2 separate regions of the Mus musculus genome follow, and region 2 is linked to region 1. A link is a contact called in ENCODE Hi-C or POLR2A ChIA-PET data. All regions are on one chromosome and are shown on one strand. The core of a region is the stretch at or near the end of the contact, and the rest is flanking DNA. Distances in the headings are between cores, read along the strand shown.

Region 1 (3,026 bases), core at 321-2,820:
TGGCGCTCGCCTTTAATCCCAGCACTCAGGAGGCAGAGGGAGGAGGATCTCTGAGTTCGAGGCCAGCCTGGTCTACAGAGTGAGTTCCAGGACAGCCAGGGCTACACGGTGAAACCCTGTCTCGAAAAACCAAACCAAACAAACATATCAGACAAGAACATGGTTCAAAATGTTACAGGAAAGGGCTAGTTTCAGGCATTTGGTCCATTTCCTTTGTGCTTCACGCCTTGCCTGTCTGAAGACTCTCAGGCCCTCCACGGCTCTATTTTGAGGTTTGGCCACATCTCTGACATCATTCCCTAGCTACTAGGAGCAGCAGACTTGCTGCCTGAGATTCAGCTCCCTGTGGCTAATGCCTTGTTTCCCATTTGTCCTTGAGGAGCTCAGGTTGGTGTCGTTTCCTTCTTGGGGGGGCGGGGTGGTGCTCCATTGTCTCAAATAACGATAGGAAGAACCCTAGTACCTTTGCAGGTTTGAAATAGAAATGACAGACAAGAATACAGATCTTTTTTTGTGTATACAGTAGGAGCTTAACACAGGCAGCCGTGGCACTCTCTTGTCTTCCAAAGGCAGAGAGAGGTTGACATCCGTCCCTGGCCCAGGTATGCAATAGAATCATCTAAGGACTATTTTACTACCTACTACACACACACACACACACACACACACACACACACACCCCTTTCTTCCCCAACTCCTGCTTGTAAAACATCACACTATTTAGTTATTTTGCATGCATGTAGTGATCATGTAGGTGTGCATGCTATGGCCGTATGTGAAAGTCAGAGAACAGTTTTCAGGAGTTGGTTCTCTCCTCCCACCATGTGGATCCCTCAGGTTAAAGTCAAGTTATCAAGCTTGATGGCAGGTCCCTTTACCCATTACGCTACCTCATTAACCCTGGTCTTGTCCTGACCATCCTGTCCCAGTGCAGGGATTATATGTATACATCCCACATCTGATTTTTTTTCTCTTTAATACCAATGTCCATATCTTCTCCTTTTTCAGGGGATGAGTATGGGTCTTAGGAAACCAGTACATTTTAAAAAGCAATCTGGGAGAGTCTGGTATGCACCCATGGCTAAGAACTGTGGTCCACTTCAGCCTCTCAGCATTTTAATATCTACCGGGACCTCCTGGGAGTCTTCCTAGAATGTAGGTTGTGACTCTGCCTGTTGGGTGTGAAACCCGAGATTCAGCAATTCCAGTTATGGCCCAGGTGGTGCTAACACAGCTGCTCCACGGTCTCAGAAGAGTGGTCCCCAAAACTCCAGGCCATGGGCAGATGGCTAGAAAGCTTATCGCATTTGTCTCCGCTGCAACTTTGCAGCTCTCCCCAGCCAGACAGGAAACGGAATGCCTCCTAGAAGCAGCCAAGGACATGACCTCAGACTGAGGCTCAAAGATCGAGAACCGAAGCTTGTCCCCAGATGACTCTTCCTCTGGCTTCCTGTTGGCTTTTTGGCCACAACTGTGGTCACAAAGACACCAGCGAATGAGTAGCGAGTCTACCCTGTGTTCATAAAGAGTTGCCTTTCTCAAGAGAGCAAGGGAACAGGGGGAGAGGGAACCGGCCCTGGTTACTTTCACTTGGTTGAGTGGGGGTGGGGTGGAGACCATGGCCTGCCTTGGCAGGATATCCCAGCCACAAAAAGCTGGAGGAATCGTAGCTCCAGCAAGCCAGATGCCTCCCAAGCAAGAAAGCTGCCTGCCTGGGGTGGGACTGTTAAAAAGACACAGCTGAAAGGTTGCTCTGACCTGGGCGTAGGGGCCTGTGCCTTTGCTCCCAGCACTCAGGAGGCAGAGGCAGATAGATCTCTGTGAGTTCAAGGCCAGCCTGGTTTACATAGAGAGCTCCAGGACAGCCAGAGCTGTATAGTAAGGCCCTGTCTGAAATAAACAAACAACAAACAGAAGAGCTATGAACCATGAATGTCACTAAGTGCTGGGTGCCCTGCACACGCCGAACAGCTTGACAGAAATGTTTACATTTGATTTTCACATCAATGTTGCCAATCTGATACCTCTGTTTTCATGAACACACGGGGAACCTGAGGCTCCAGTAGTAAGTGGCAAGGGACTTACACAGGGCAGGCCCAGGATGGAATCCAATCCTACTCAATTCCCCCTACTCCAGTATATTGCTACTCAAAGCTTTTTTGTTGTTGTTGGTTTTTTTTTTTTTTTTTTTTTTTTTTTTTTTTTTTTTTCGAGACAGGGTTTCTCTGTACAGCCCTGGCTGTCCTGGAACTCACTTTGTAGACCAGGCTGGCCTCGAACTCAGAAATCCGCCTGCCTCTGCCTCCCGAGTGCTGGGATTAAAGGCGTGCGTCACCACGCCCAGCTACTCAAAGCTTTTAAATCTCTCAGTGGCTGAATTTACTGCCTCAGTGGAGTAGAGAAGAAAAGGGAAAAGTGTGTAGACTTCAACAGAGACGGGAAGGGGCTTTTTCTAATCACTATTAAACATCATCACCATTGAGCCTAACTAAAAGATAAGGCAGGTATCCATCTATTGTTGAAGACACCCCCTCCCCCCACCCCGAGTAGTTTCTAGAAACCAACTTCCTCTAGAATGGTGCTTCTCAACTCTCCTAATGCTGCGACCCTTTAATACAGTTCCTCACATGCTGGCAATCCCCAGCCGTAAAAGTATTTCGCTGCTACCTCATAACTGTAATTTTGCTACTGTTATGAATTATAATGTAGGTATCTGATATGTGACCCCCCCAAAGGGGTCAGGACTCACATGTTGAGAACAGCTGCTCTGGATAATGAGTAGCACCAGGTAACCCTAGGGTGGCTACTGAAGAGTCTTTGGAGGAAGAGTTGGGCTGTAAGATCCAAGACACTCAATAGTTCAAGAAAGTAGTCAAAGCACCATGTTCCTTGTTCCTAAGCAACGTGCCAATCTCATGGCTGACACTGAGACTGAACCCATAAGCTGATGGGCCCCACAGCCAACCTGAACTTGTACCCCATCATCTGACCCCTGCACAAGCCAGGAGACACTTCTACGGGTAAAT
Region 2 (3,445 bases), core at 632-3,131, 49 kb before region 1:
ATCCGGGAGGCTGCCCAGCAGGGGTGGGTTCCAGTTTCTGTAGCGTCTCTGGCTTGCAGGTTGTCCGGAGCCTGGGACATCAATCCTGGGGGATGAGAGGTAAGGAGAGCAGGGCATAGTCAGGCTTAGCCATAGCTCTGTTGGCCCATCCCAGGCCCTTGGGCAGATGGAGATCTTGCTCAGAGTATCCAGTGCCTACACCGCTTTCTGAACAAAGGTGCAGGCATGCATTCTGCTGAACGAGGGAAACAGCAGACCAAGAAGGAAGGCAGCCAGTCAACATTGCAGACTTACATACGGACTTTCTGAATGTCCCCTACAGACTGGGGGGTGGGGGGTGGGGGTGGGGTCAGACATTTCTGTGCTATGTCCCTAGCTGGCACAGTGCTGGACTGTTAAATAATAGCGATCACACCCCACACACCCCCAACAGCAGACAAGTAGCCTGCCGACAGCCCGTTCTGTCCTCGTTTGTTGAGGCGGGAGCTCCCTGAGATTCCTGGACAATAAGCAGGTCTGAGTTCACATTCTGGCTCAACTATAGCCAGCAAAGGGGAGGGAACATTGAGGAGCCCCTGGTACTTTGTTATAAATTCTAGATCTTGCTGCTCTCCTGCCCAGGTACTAAGACACTCACACACACTTTCACACACACACACACACTCACACATATACATACACACACTCACACATATACATACACACATACTCACACACACACACACTCTCACACACTCACATACTCACACATACACACTCACACACACATATACACTCACAGACACACACATATACATACACATACACACACATACACATACACACTCACGCACACATACACTCACACACACACATACTCACACACACACTCACACACACACATCCCCATGAGCTGCAGCTTGAACAGATGGAGCCCAGAGTTAGGGTCTTGTTCCCAAGGGGTTCTATGGGGCCTCTCTTCCCAGACAAGGTGTGTCTGTGCTAAGCAGCCAGGACAGGAGAGGACCAAGGGCCTGGCTGCCCTGACCCCAGGCTCTATCCCAAGCCCAGGCCCGAAGGAAGCCTGGAGCTGGGCCAGGAGCTCCAGGACTCCCCAGCAGCCTGCTGCGTGGCAACCGCAGGACACGTGTCCTGCTGAATCAGGGAAATGACACATGGAGAAAGCAGGCGGCGGGGAGGTGGTGGGGGCCATGCTGGGCTCGGCCTGGCTTTGATTTGGCCTCCAGCTCCAGGAATCCCTCCACCCCCTCACTGGAGGGGAGCTTTTCCGTCTGCCGCTAACTTGTGGAAATAACTTCCTTTCCTTTTTCTATTTTGGGCTGGTGGCCCGGTGGGTACGAGGGGAGGGCTGAGGGGAGGGTGGGGGCAGCAGCAGACGGATAACCAGCTGCTAAGTGCTAGGGGGAGCTCAGCTCGAAGCCAGAGACACACATGGATATCCAGAGAGGCGCCTGCAGGGGAGCCCAGGGCTCGGTCTCCTCCACATTGCTCTGCCACTTATGTCCCTGTCCCAAGCTCTGGTTCCCTCCCAAGGCCCATCTGTCAGTCCCACAGACACCACTTCCAGCCATAATGGAAGAAGGCTTGTCTAGGCTTCGTTTGGGGCAAGGTAAACACCCCAACTCAGTTATATCTGGAATCCACCCAGACTGCCCAGGGAGAGTCCAAACTCTGACTAAGACCCTTCTAGCTTTTGTATTTCTGGGATGCCCAGGGGATGAGGGTTGACATGGGGAGAATTCCTTTTCTTCCAGAGTCTCCCGGGCTGCTGGGCACGGGTCCTGGAAAGTCCATCAGTCATCCTCCTCCGAACCCTGGGGTGAAGTCATCCTCAGCTGCCTGACTGAGGGAGGGGGCCAGCCCAGGGCAGGCAGCCCGGCAACTCCATTATGGTTGGAAAGGAATGGGAGAAATGAGCTGCTGAGGTAAAACAATTTCCACACAAAAACAGCAGGCGGCCTGTGGAGGGGCCTCCTGGGCTGCTGGGACTCAGGCAGATGGAGAGAAGAACCCAGCAGCAGTGGGGGAGGGGAAGGAGACCGAGGCCAAGAGGATCTTCAGGTACTGAGTCCCTGGAACCCCTAGACTTGAATTTCAGGCTGAGGTGGATGATGACGTCATGTGTAACCACAGGATGTTGGACCACCTACCTGGCTGGGAAGGATCTCAGACATGCGCCTTTCCAGAAAGGGGGGGGGGGTTAGTGGAGTCTGGACGTGCAGCCCACGTGGGCGGGACCCTGTCACAGGTCACTAAATGATGTAGCTGCATCATTCAGGCAAAACCTAAGCAAAGGACCCTAGCAGATGGGCCTGCGTCTTTGGATCCTGCGGGACAGTATCTGAGCTCTGAAACTGTCCTGTTACCAGGCTCATCCCAGGGACATGGTGACAGAAAGGGACCAGACCACTAGCTTCTCTCAAACCTAACCTTCAGCGGCCAAAGATTTTTAGAATACCAGTCTACCAGTGCCCTGCCGTGGTATAGTCCCACGGAGTCTCCTGTAGTTGCAGGGTAAGGTGTGTGTGTTCTTTGGAAGCTCCACGGAGCCCCCATGACCGACCCATGTTCCTCTCTGCTCACTGATGAACAGCTCCTCGAGATGGCCCCCCTCCCTGCTTCTCCTGTGCGTACACCACTCCCTCTGTTTAGAACAGAGTCCTGTCCTCAGTCTCACTAAAGTAAGGAGGTGTGGATGGCAGACCCTCGCTTGGACAGCAGCTTCTGGGCCCCCATGTTTGTGGTTCCTGAAATTCTGATCTACAGTAGAAGAGCCCAGAGGACAAGCAACACACACACACACACACACACACACACACACACACACACACACACACACACACACACACACTGTAATTGAAACTATTTAAGTACTTTGGGATAAACATTATAGTTTGGTCTGCAATGTCCCCACAGGCTTGTATGGTTGAACTCCTTGTCTGCAGTTAGTGGCACTGCTTTGAGAAGCTACTCTTTACAGGTGGGATCTAGGCCACTAGGGGCAGGCCTGGAAGGTTGCACCTGCCTCTGGCTCTAAACCAGCTCTCTCTGCTTCCTGATGCAGGTGATGTGAAAGGCCCACGGCCCTGTTCTGCCACACCTTTTCCTGCCACAGTGAACTAAAATCCCTCTCACACCATGAGCCAAATAAGCCTTCTCTCAATCCAGTCCTTGCCTTTGGGTGTTTTGCCACAGCAACATAAATGAAATAGAGGATTGAGACAAGCAACGACACAGAAGTCAAGCCAGGTGGTGGTGGCTTTAATTCCAGCACTCAGGAGGCAGAGGCAGATGGATCTTTTGAATTCTGGGCCAGCCTGGTCTACATAGCTAGCTCTAGAACAGGCAAGGCTGTACAAAGAAATCCTGTCTGGAGGCAGGGTAGGAGGAATCAAAAGAAAATCATTTAGCACCAGTACCCCGGAGCTCTTGACTCTAGCTGCAT

Evidence for each region. Hi-C counts contacts between places; a loop is a spot of excess contacts on that map. ChIA-PET counts read pairs that join two places held with the same protein, here RNA polymerase II (POLR2A).
Region 2: a map of heart shows a loop between it and region 1 (3-fold over the local background). The contact joins two enhancer-like sites. A Hi-C loop is called at or near these places in 2 of 37 maps with a recorded cell type or tissue (both heart). POLR2A ChIA-PET finds 5 or more read pairs at or near these places in 3 of 5 experiments (Patski and embryonic stem cell).

What each region holds. Positions count from the first base shown.
Region 1 is chr11:88,130,527-88,133,552 of GRCm38, reverse strand. The region is part of intron 1 of Cuedc1 (CUE domain containing 1); the gene reads right to left. Among named protein-coding and RNA genes, the nearest start is that of Cuedc1, 33 kb to the right of the region's middle. Within about 2 kb of position 1,570, at least 3 of the 3 ENCODE cell types and tissues checked have a DNase peak (open chromatin) inside an H3K27ac peak, as active enhancers do; they include heart, where a contact is called at or near this core.
Region 2 is chr11:88,179,121-88,182,565 of GRCm38, reverse strand. It overlaps Cuedc1 (CUE domain containing 1), which reads right to left. Exons shown (of 11, transcript NM_198013.3): 4 at 1-85. Among named protein-coding and RNA genes, the nearest start is that of Mrps23, 24 kb to the left of the region's middle. Within about 2 kb of position 1,881, at least 2 of the 3 ENCODE cell types and tissues checked have a DNase peak (open chromatin) inside an H3K27ac peak, as active enhancers do; they include heart, where a contact is called at or near this core.